2 separate regions of the Homo sapiens genome follow, and region 2 is linked to region 1. The links are chromatin contacts, found by Hi-C in ENCODE. All regions are on one chromosome and are shown on one strand. Each heading gives the region's core, a stretch centred on a gene start or an enhancer-like site at or near the end of the contact. The rest is flanking DNA. Distances are from core to core; before and after follow the strand shown.

What was found. A loop is a pair of places that touch in the nucleus more often than their neighbours do. Pooled maps may share reads with other maps.
Region 2: a pooled map shows a loop between it and region 1 (5-fold over the local background). The contact joins the promoter of SOAT1 here to the promoter of RASAL2-AS1 in region 1. A Hi-C loop is called at or near these places in 4 of 50 pooled maps.

What each region holds. Positions count from the first base shown.
Region 1 is chr1:178,090,887-178,096,391 of GRCh38, forward strand. It overlaps RASAL2-AS1 (RASAL2 antisense RNA 1), which reads right to left and starts at 3,107. Exons shown (of 2, transcript NR_027982.1): 1 at 2,675-3,107; 2 at 622-2,526. RASAL2 (RAS protein activator like 2) reads left to right here and starts at 3,218. Exons shown (of 18, transcript NM_170692.4): 1 at 3,218-3,808. The coding sequence starts at 3,607. RefSeq lists an enhancer at 2,694-3,195 and silencers at 2,817-2,866, 2,917-3,216, 3,287-3,446, 3,597-3,656.
Region 2 is chr1:179,291,188-179,296,692 of GRCh38, forward strand. SOAT1 (sterol O-acyltransferase 1) reads left to right here and starts at 2,610. Exons shown (of 16, transcript NM_003101.6): 1 at 2,610-2,749. RefSeq lists a silencer at 2,405-2,594 and an enhancer at 2,807-3,314.

The DNA of each region.
Region 1 (5,505 bases), core at 1,857-4,356:
ATACCATTCAGGACATAGGCATGGGCAAAGACTTCATGACTAAAACACCAAAAGCAATTGCAACAAAAGCCAAAATTGACAAATGGGATCTAATCCAACTAAAGAGCTTCTGCACAGCAAAAGAAACTATCATCAGAGTGAACAGGCAACCTACAGAATGGGAGAAAGTTTTGCAATCTACCCATCCGACAAAGGTCTAATGTCCAGAATCTACAAGGAACTTAGACAAATTTACAAGAAAAAAACAAACAACCCCATCAAAAAGTGGGCAAAGGATATGAACAGACACTTCTCAAAAGAAGACATTTATGCAGCCAATAAACATATGAAAAAAAGTTCATCATCATTGGTCATTAGAGAAATGCAAATCAAAACCACAGTGAGATACCACCTCACGCCAGTGAGAATGGTGATTATTAAAAAGTCAGGAAACAACAGATTCTGCCAAGGCTATGGAGAAATAGGAATGCTTTTACACTGTTGGTGGGAGTGTAAATTAGTTCAACCATTGTGGAAGACACTGTGGCGATTCCTCAAGGATCTAGAACCAAAATACCATTTGACCCAGCAATCCCATTACTGGGTATATACCCAAAGGATTATAAATCATTCTACTATAAAGACACATGCACATGTATGTTTATTGCAGTGCTATTTACAATAGCAAAGACTTGGAACCAACCCAAATGCCATCGATGATAGACTGGATAAAGACAATGTGGCACATATACACCATGGAATACTATGCAGCCATAAAAAAGAATGAGTTCATGTCATTTGCAGGGACATGGATGAAGCTGGGAGCCATCATTCTAAGCAAAGTAACACAACAGAAAACCAAACTCTGCATATTCTCACTTATAAGTGGGAGTTGAACGATGAGAACACATGGACACAGGGAGGGTAATATCACATACTGGGGCCTGTCGGGGCGTGGGGGAAAGGGGAGGGAGAGCATTAGGACAAATATCTAATGAATGCAGGGCTTAAAACCTAGATGACGGGTTGATAGATGCAGTAAACCACCATGTTTACTGTAACCACCATGTTACATAGGTATACATAGGCACATGTATACCTATGTAACAAACCTGCATGTTCTGCACATGTATCCCAGAACTTAAAGTTAAAAAAAAAATAGTAGGATTACTAAAAAAGCAGGATTACTGGCGGTTGGCAGAGGCCTTTTCTTGAGCTCAGGAATGGATGATGCCACTGAAAGAGCAGATGTGGAAATAAATTCTGGAAATGTTTCGCATACCACTTGTAATGCTGTTTTTAAGATAATTGCTTGGGTAAATAAATTCCTTATACATTGACTAGTAAAGAGATACTCAACTTTGTACATTTGATGCCATATTCACTTGCTGTCTAACTTATGTTACCATGGCATTAATTTAGTATAAATAAAAATGCTCTAGGTCTACTCAGTGCTGAGCCTTGAAATCTCAGCACTCAACATCTCTTATCCACTAAAGCACACACTGTTGTTTACACGTGGAAGACTGACTATGCAGCCAGTCTAGTAAGCAAGCAAGCAAGCAAGCAAGCAGGGTCCTAGATATTAAAAATGACCATTCCTGTAAACCATCAAGCCACAAATCAACAAGCTTAATCACAAAAGTTTCTTGAGGGAACAAAGTTGAAGTAATATCCATTGAGTCATTGTGGAACTATCTGTACTTGTGGTTGATTAGCCAGGTAAGCTGGTTTTTCCTCAGTTTCCTCACCTGTTAAACAAGAGGCAGAATGATGTTCTCTCTAAAACACTTCTTGCTTTGAAATACTATTACTCTAAATAAGACTTTGGAGAAACTCACAAAATACATCCTTGTTAACTCTCAATAAGCCCAAACAATATTCCAGGACCCCACAAAACCAGAAAACTAACAGGACCCCTTGTAGACCAGTCTCTTTGTGCAACGTAGGGAGAAAGGGCGGGGGGGACTAAAGAACCTCCCAAAAGGTATTAAAAATAGCAACATGTAATTATGAAAAATCTTGTTCCACATTAGGTAGCCACATTCAAGAAAAACTGTTGGAGATCTACTATGTCCAAGGCACGGTTTAAGTTATTACTGTTCAATTTTGAAATTATTATTGTTAACTTGTCAGTAATTTCTTAAACCTAAACTGGTGAAACTCTCCTTGGGTGGACATAAAAGTAAAGCCATGGCCAAGGAGGGAGACAGTCTACAAATAAACCAAAAATAAAATACAAGTGACATCATTAAAGGAAAAAAGCCAACACACTGCACAAAGATCAAAGACAAAACAGAGAAACATGTTTGGTTAATACTGGGCTTTGAGTATTTCATGTGCCTGAGAGGCCCGTCCGTCCATCCACACCACACTTCTTCACCATGCTGTTGCAAACCAATGACAAGTTCAGCTTCAGCGCGGACAGGGCGCAGGGCGCAGACCCTGTGCATATCCCAGAATCCCGGACCCACTGCCACTCCACTCTGGGAAGGAAGAAGGCGCTCCCCCTTGGGTGACTGTAAGATAAAGCAGCTTCTTCGATCTCTTTGTCCAATAAGAAAGAAACGTTGGCCCATAAAGAAAGAAAGAAACAAATAAATAGGAAAGGTGTGAGAAGGAAGGGAAGCTCCTTTCTTTTCTGTTTAAATTTCCCGCACCCTTTTACCTCCCCGCCTTCTCAAACGGTCTTTACTTTGAGCAGCAGAGACCCGGACCGCTCAATACCCGGCTATCCCTGGGAGGGTACTTGGAAAGTAGGCGGGACAGGCCGGATGAATAATTCGGTGTCCGACTTTTCCTGCCTGCGGCGCAGTCCCTCCCCGGCTTCGTTACTCGAGTGCACACGCGGCCGGGCTCTCGGCCCTCGATTGCTTCAGCCTATCACCCTGGGATGCCGCCTGCCGCTGCCGCCGCCGCCGCCGCCGCCACCGCCACCGCCACCGCCACCGCCACCGCCGTGGCTGCCGGGTTTGTGGGATCCGCCGCGGAGCAGGAGCCAGAGCTGTGGCCGGAGCTGTGGCCTGAGAGTCAGGGGGCGGGCAGGCTCATTCCAGAAGTGGGGGCCGAGGACAGGCGGGCTAGAACCCGGGGCCACCGCCCCCTACCCCTCCTCAGGCTGAGGGAACGGGCACTCGGAGCTTCTGAGGCGGCGGCGGCGGGAGCCGGTCAGAGGGGGCGGCCCCTGGCGGCGACGCCCCCAAGCCCAGCCCTGCCCGGCCCCGCTCCATCCCCAGCCAGAGCCTGGTCTGACCGCGAGAGACGCCGGCGGGGCTGAAGAAGGCGGCTCCGAGGAGGTGGGAGGGCGAGCCTCCCCTCCCGGGTTCTTCTGCGTCCTCTCCCGGGAGGGACCCACACACACCTGAGCCCGGACCCACCCTTGGTCGGGGCCACGCTGGATCCTCCTCCCGGCCTGGGTCCCGCCCGCCGACTGCAGGTGGGCTGCATCGCCCGAGCCTCGGGCAGTGGGCGACGGGGAAGGAGGTGAGAGGTGTCCGCGCCGGCTGCCGCTCGGGTCCCTGCCCTCGCTGCGCGCTCTCCTCCTCCCCTTACCGCAGGCAGGGCGCGGAGCCGCGCGCCAGCCCGCCCCGAAGCCGCCGCCTCGTCCCCCTCCCGCCTCGGGGCACCATGGAGCTCTCTCCGTCGTCCGGAGGAGCCGCGGAGGCGCTGTCCTGGCCGGAGATGTTCCCGGCGCTGGAGTCCGACTCGCCGCTGCCCCCGGAGGACCTGGACGCGGTTGTCCCAGTCAGTGGAGCCGTCGCCGGTGGCATGTTGGATCGGATCCTTCTGGAGTCCGTGTGCCAGCAACAGAGCTGGGTCCGGGTGTACGGTAAGGACCACAGGCCGTCTTAGAGGCTGGTGTTTCCTATTTTTGCTTGGGCTGAAATTCATTCCCTAAGTCACAGGCTCATTCCCAGTCCTCATCCGTGCTAGGTCAGTTTCCCACATCCCTTTTTGTTCTGGGGGTGCATTTCTGACAAGTTTCTTCAGACTATCACTTGGGCAGGGATGTCACTCAGTATGGTCTTTGGACCTCTTCAGACACCTGCAGTAAGTTTAATGCGGGAGTTGGGCTATCCAAGACGTAATTCTTAGGCGATTACTTCAAGGGAACAGCCAGGCAATCAATCTTCAAGAAGGTATGATGGAAAAACTCCATGAAACCAAGTGAATGGATTTTCGTCTCTTTTTATTGTTGAATGAGGCAAGACTGGAAACCAAGATATTATGAAAAAGCAGAGGATAAGCTAATGAATGAAAAAAATGCAAACTATGTATTTGGTGGGAGCAAGACTAATCTATAACCTCTGCCTGAACCTCACTCTCTCTAAAAGCAACCACTTATTCCAACGGGTGTGGATTGTTTCAGATTACACTATTGTTTCTGAATCTCGTTGTAAAGTGACTGGGTTGCCACTCAGCAGGTTAAAAGTGATGAACACACTAAAACTTTCCCTTTCTGCATTCCTGGTAACCACCTCTTTAATTAAAACTGAATGATGAGATTCTATTAGGGTGAGCCTTGTGGCAGCACTAAAACCATGCTGGTTTTGAAAACTCATAGCTTAAGGATTTATAGCCTGGCATTCAGGACTGAGCTGTGGCTTTCCAAAATATTGAAACGGCAAGATGTTTATCGCCTAGCTCACGTGACTGCAGAAGACATTAGTAACGTGGCTGAGTATAAGATGGCAAATTTGAAGCACCTGGGATCAAACACAATGTTAAGATGTTATCCTGCAGTCTTGTGCATCTAAGCCTGTAGTGATCAAGTACCTTATGTTTTTTTCTTTCATCTTTCTGAACAGGGTATATGCTTACTATTCAAGAGTGACCAAGACTTAGGTTTTTTTCTGTGTAGTTCAGTTGATTTGAAGACTTAATGTCCATCGCAAAGATCATAGAACTAGGAGTCCAGAGATCTCAGTTCTTGTCTCAGTTCTACCACTAAATGGCTATGGGATTTGGGGCAGATCGAGTCACATTTTTGGCTTGTGATTCCTCATCTGTAAAGTGAGTGGATTGGATTAAATCATCACTAGTGACCCTTTTAATCATAAAAATCCAGGAATTCTTCTTATAACCAGTTCTTAAGGATTTGTGTACCACTTTGTATTTTGCTGGCTGTTTCTTGATGTTACTCTACGTACCGGAAGATTTAAAGCAAAGGAGTGGGAGACGATGCAAGGTCACCCAGTTTGTTCTCAGCAAATTAGATTAAAAACTTTGGTGCCTGATTTTCCGTCTGCCTGCTAAATCCCACTTAGCTGGTCATTTAGAACAAAGGTTGGTGAGAATCTGAAAGTGCATATGAATTAGAGTATATTGTAGTTACAACGTTTTCCCATTCTATCATCTTTCTCTCCTTACACACTTCTTTGGCATACTGTTTATTTGTGTGATGTTAGAAATAGGGCCATGCTATTCTAAGAATACATGTATATGATAATTCGGTATTTCAGTATCCAAAACAATCTGGGTTCTCTGGACCTAGTGTTAACTATCGTTCTTCATTTGTAAGGACAT
Region 2 (5,505 bases), core at 1,360-3,859, 1.2 Mb after region 1:
GCCCAGGAGTTCAGGACCAGCCTGGGCAACACAGCGAAACCCTGTCTCTACAAAAAATACAAAAATTAGTCTGGTGTGGTGACGCCCACCTGTAGTCCCAGGTACTAGGGAGGCTGAGGTGGGAAGATGACTTAGCGAGCCTGGGGAGGTAGAGGATGCAGTGAGCCCTGATTGCACCACTGCACTCCAGCCTGGGCGACAGAGTGAGACCCCATCTCAAAACAACAAAAACCCAAACCCTTCATTATCTTGCCTTTGCACTTAACAGATAAATCCAAACAACGTGATTAGGTTCCTGCTTAATGCTCCAAACTCAACTTCAAACCCCTATTTGACATGCTCAAGCCTCCTGGCCTGTTCCTCAAACAGCCACGCTTCAGCATCAGCCACAGTTCAGCATCGGGGCCTTGACACCCATTATCCTCTGTCTAGAATGTTCTTCCTCCCCATGGTTGGCTTGGCTGGCTCCTTCTTGTCATTTAGGTCTTAGCTCCTGAATTATCTCCTCAGAAAATCCTTCCCTGACCATTCTGTTTTGTTTTCTGCTCAGTACTTATCACTGCCAGTGATTATCTCATCTATTCGTTTTATTATTTATATTCTTCATTAGAAACATAAGCTTTTGTTGTTTGAGACAGAGTCCCACTGTGTTGACCAGGCTGCAGTGCAGTGGCATGATTTTTTGGCTCACTGCATCCTCCGTCCCTCACCCCCCATCCCCCACCACAAGCAATCCTCTTATCTCAGCCTCCCGAGTAGCTGGGACCATAGGGGCCTGCCACAATTCCCAGCAAATTTTGTTGTCATTGTTGTTGTTGTTGTTGTTGTTTTTAAATTCTGTAGAGAGGGAGTCTCACTATGTTGCTCAGGCTGGTCTTGGACTCCTGGCCTCAAAGTGATCCTCCTGCCTCAGCCTCCCAAAGTGCTGGGATTATAGGCTTGAGCCACCTGTTTGTTTCCTTTCATACCTAGTCCTGCAGAACATAAGCCTCTAAGTGCAGGGGCTTCTTCTGTTTATTCACCACTGTATTTCTAGCACCAAGAATACTATCAATATTTTTTGAATGAATGAATCAAACAGTGAAAAGGCCAGTCATCTTGGTGTATATAGAAGGTAGCCAACAGAGACCCAATAGAAATGAGTGCCTATGTTCCTACTGCTCTATAACTAGTGGGAGTGGGGAGGGGAAGCAGCTGGGGGTCTACCAGACCCTGTCACCAACTAGTCAGCACACGTGGCAATCACAGTTGTAGAAGAGGCCAAACGGAGCAGATCTGCCAATGACAGCCAGTACTAAACTCGACTGGATGCTGAGGGCCATTTCTGCTTTGAGTGAACAGTGCAGCCTGCTGGGTGGCCAAGGGAACGTGTACAAATCCACTTTGTTTAAAGGACCCAGAGAGTAGTCAGTTCTGCTAAACCTCATCTGTTTGTTCAGGGATTTTTGTCCTGGGGAGGAGTGGGGAAGAAGCGATTAGTCAGGCCAGGCTAGCTGGTATTAGTTTGCAGGCTGTGAGTGCGACTCTTCAGTCTCTGCTCCTCTCATCATTGCCTTTTCACCTACCTTTACCCTAAATTTACGTACACCTCTGCCTTCACAAATTCCAAGCGATTAACTGTTGTATTTAATCTCTGTCCCAAATCTCTCTGCATCATTCTTCTTTTGATTATGAAGTCACGAGGGCCCTTTGTTTATTTTATTTTTAAAACTTTTTTTGAGAAGGAGTTTAGCTCTTATTGCCCAGGCTGGAGTGCAATGGCACAATCTAGGCTCACTGCAACCTCTGGCTTCCGGGTTCAAGCAATCCTCCTGCCTCAGCCTCCCGAATAGCTGGGATTACAGGCGCGCGCCACCAAGCCCGGCTAATTTTTTGTATTTAGTAGAGACGGGGTTTCACCATGTTGGTCAGGCTGGTCTCGATCCTAACCTCAGGTGACCCAGCCACCTCGGTCTCCCAAAGTGTTGGGATTACAGGCGTGAGCCACCGCACCTGGCCTCAAGGGCCCTTAAATATTACTTAGTTGTTCCATTATTTGGTGTGTTTTATTATTTGGTGCAGGTTTTTTCCCCTTATCTAGTTTGAATGTTGCTGAAGGACGCTGGTTTTCAAACGGTAAGGAATCTCCTGATAAAGGCACGAATCTTGGTGTGCAGATAAGCCAGCGATTCTTGCTTCTGGCTAGTTCTACGTTGTTCCTGGATGGTCAGTTCAAACTGCAATGATCCACAGCTCCAGAAGCGGCTTCTTCCAGTCGGCCTAGGAGCCAAACGCCCCTGCAGCTCCATGCTACCACGCAGGGTGCCGTTTCGGGCTTGCAGGGAGTTGTCGCAGTCCCGTTTTGGCTGCACATTCTACTGCTGGGGTGGAAGTGTCAAGCAAGATGTTGTCGCCGGTATCATGATGTCCGGGTGAGAAGCTTCCTTGGCAGGTTGCCAGGGCCAGCCTGCGAGCACTGGCGCCGGGGACCCGCGCGCCCGGGAAGGGGCGGGGAGGTGGGCGGAGCCTGGCAACCTGGGGACCACCAATAGGATGCTCAGCCGGAGGTGGCCCTGCGCGTGACGCAGCGGTGCTCGGAGGCAGGGGGCGTAGGGGCCGGGCTGTCCGGCGCTTTAGCTTAGCAGGCGACGTTGCGGGCCCTGGGCGCCAGGAGAGCTTCCCGGAGTCGACCTTCCTGCTGGCTGCTCTGTGACCGCTTCCCGGCTCTGCCCTCTTGGCCGAAGTGCCCGCTGCCGGGCGCGGGCCTCAGGTAACGGTGGTGCTCCCGCGCCTCTCCTCGCTTCCCGCTTGGGTCCACCGGCCTCAGCCCGCGGGGAAGGGAGAAGCGGTGGCGGCAGCAGCTCCGGCCCGGCCTTGTCCTGGGCTGTGCTGCGGAGAAGGCGAGGCTCGGCGACTGCAGGGGAGTTGGGGAGGGGAGGGCGGGAAAGTTACCGTCAGGCGCCCGGGTCACGGGCAGCCTTTTAAACCCTGCACGCTGGTTTGGTGTTCCGCAAATCTCGTGGCATCTCTCAAGTCAGTAGTAAAGAAAGTTAGGAATTAGAAGACGTTTTATTCTTTAAAAAGCGAAACCAAAAATGCACTCAGGAAGTCAGCTTTTTAATGATTTAGAGAAAATGTGTGAAGGGAAGGATGGTATTAGCAAGACATGAAAATCTGTAGGGGCACCAGAACCTTTAATCAAGCTCATGTTTTATTGTAAAATATTAGGATGTAGGTAAGTTTCTGTTTTCCCTAAGTGTTAATGGTCATGTAATTTAAATAATATGTATATTGAAAGGTTATTTCTAAGTGAGAAACAACTATATAAACTTTATTCTCCGTATATATATTTAGGTTAAGTTCGTTGGTCACTTTTGTTTGTTTGAGACGGAGTCTCGCTGTGTCGCAAGGCTGGAGTGCAGTGGCGCAATCTCGGCTCACTGCAACCTCTGCCTCCCGGGTTCAAGCGATTCTTGTGCCTCAGCCTCCTGAGTAGCTGGGATTACAGGCGTGCGCCACCACGCCCAGGTAATTTTTGTAGTTTTAGTAGAGACGGGGTTTCACCATGTTGGACCAGGTTGGTCTCAAACTCCTGACCTCAAGTGATCCGCCCGCTTCGGCCTCCCAAAGTGCTGGGATTACAGGCGTGAGCCACCGCGCCTGGCCTGTTGGTCACTTTTTAATATTTAAGTGGCTGCCACCTGTTTAAACCACTTTTTTCTTTTTTTCAGCCTGCTTGATTTCCTCTTCCTTGAAGTAGAATTCAATTTGAAGCTTTTTTTTTTTCTTTTTAAAAGTTGGGCGGTGTCAGTGAATGACTTGTTAAGGAAGTCTGTGCGTTGTCTGGGTGTGAGAATGGGTTTTGGAAGGAGCTCTGTGGCACTGAATTATCGTTTAGAAATGCACGTGTTTTAGTGAATCACATGCTTAGAATGCATCTGAGGTTTCGCAGTCTTTTAGGATAAAGACCTACTGAGTGAGCACACTCTATCTCTGGTTCATTTGGCCCACTTTCCTTCTGGCTTTCCAGGTTCATGCCACACTGGCTTTATTTTTGTTACTGGAAAGCTTCATTTTCTTTCCTCTCTTGGCTTTTAGGAGTTTCCTCCACCTCTAATGCTGTATTCTCTCCCTCCCTCCAACTCTTATACCTGCCTCAGATATCAGCCCACATATCACTTCCTCTGGAAATCACCCCATCCCCATTAAGCCCTCCATGAACTCTTTATTCTCCTTAGCAGAAGTTGATCATTAATTGTAATGAATTAGTTGCTTTGTTTCCTCTGCTAGTGCATTTCATGAAGGCTGGTTTAGCCTGTTGTAATTTTCAGGGTCTGGTCCAGCACTTGGCCCAGAGAAAGAATGAATAAGTTGGTGGACAGAGGAAGGAACTTTTGAATGAGAAATACAGTGATCCCCACTTAACTGCTTTCTGTAGTTTCAGCTACCTGAGGTGCGAAACAGAGTACAATAAGACATTTCGAGAGATACCATGTTCAAGTGAATTTTAATACAGTATATTGTTAATCTCTTACTGTGCCTAACTTTTTGAAACTTTGCCTCCCAGGTTCAAGGGATATTCATGCCCCAGCCTCCCAAGTAGCTGGGATTACAGGCGTGTCCCAGTACGCCCGGCTAATTTTTTTTTTTTTTTTTGAGATGGAGTTTGGCGCTTGTTGCCCAGGCTGGAATGGCACGATCTCGGCTCCCCGCAACCTCCGCCTCCCGGGTTCAAGCGATTCTCCGCCTCAGCCTCCCAAGTAGCTGGGATTACGGGCATGTGCTACCACGCCCGGCTAATTTTTTTTTTTTTTTTTTTTTTTTTTTTTTTTTTTAGTAAAGACTGATCAGATCTTACTGGTCAGGCTGGTCTCGAACTTCCAACCTCAGGTGATCCACCCGCCTCAGCCTCCCAAAGTGCTGGGATTACAGGCGTGAGCCACCGCGCCCAGCTCACCCGGCTAATTTTTGTATTTTTAGTAGAGACAGGGAGGGTTTCACTGTGTTGGCCAGACTGGTCTCAAACTCCTGATCTCAGATGATCGGTCTGCCTCGGCCTCCCAAAGAGGTGGGATTACAGGCGTGAGCCACTGTGCCCAGCCTGTAAATGAAACTTTATAATAGGTATGTATAGGAAAAAACAACGTGTATTGGGTTCACTGTTATTCACAGTTCTAGGCATCCACTGGGAGTCTTGGACCGTATCCCCCATGGATATGGGAGAACTACTGTATTAACCAGGGAAGAGTCCCTTTTTCCTATGGGAAAAAGTTTTTAACAAAGACCAGCCAAGTTCTATTTTTCTAAGAGGATGGCTTTGTTTTGCATTTTTTTTGCCACATTGGTTAATAAGAGATTATACTAACCATACAGATGTAAATGAGAATTTGTTCTTGTTCTTTAGTTTTGCTAATTACTTAAAGACCTAGTTCTGTGATATGTAAAAGTTGTAGCGTTGTGTTAGGGCCAACCTTTGGGTGCCAGAGGGAAATTTTTTTTGCTCTGGATTGTAAATTCTATCCACAG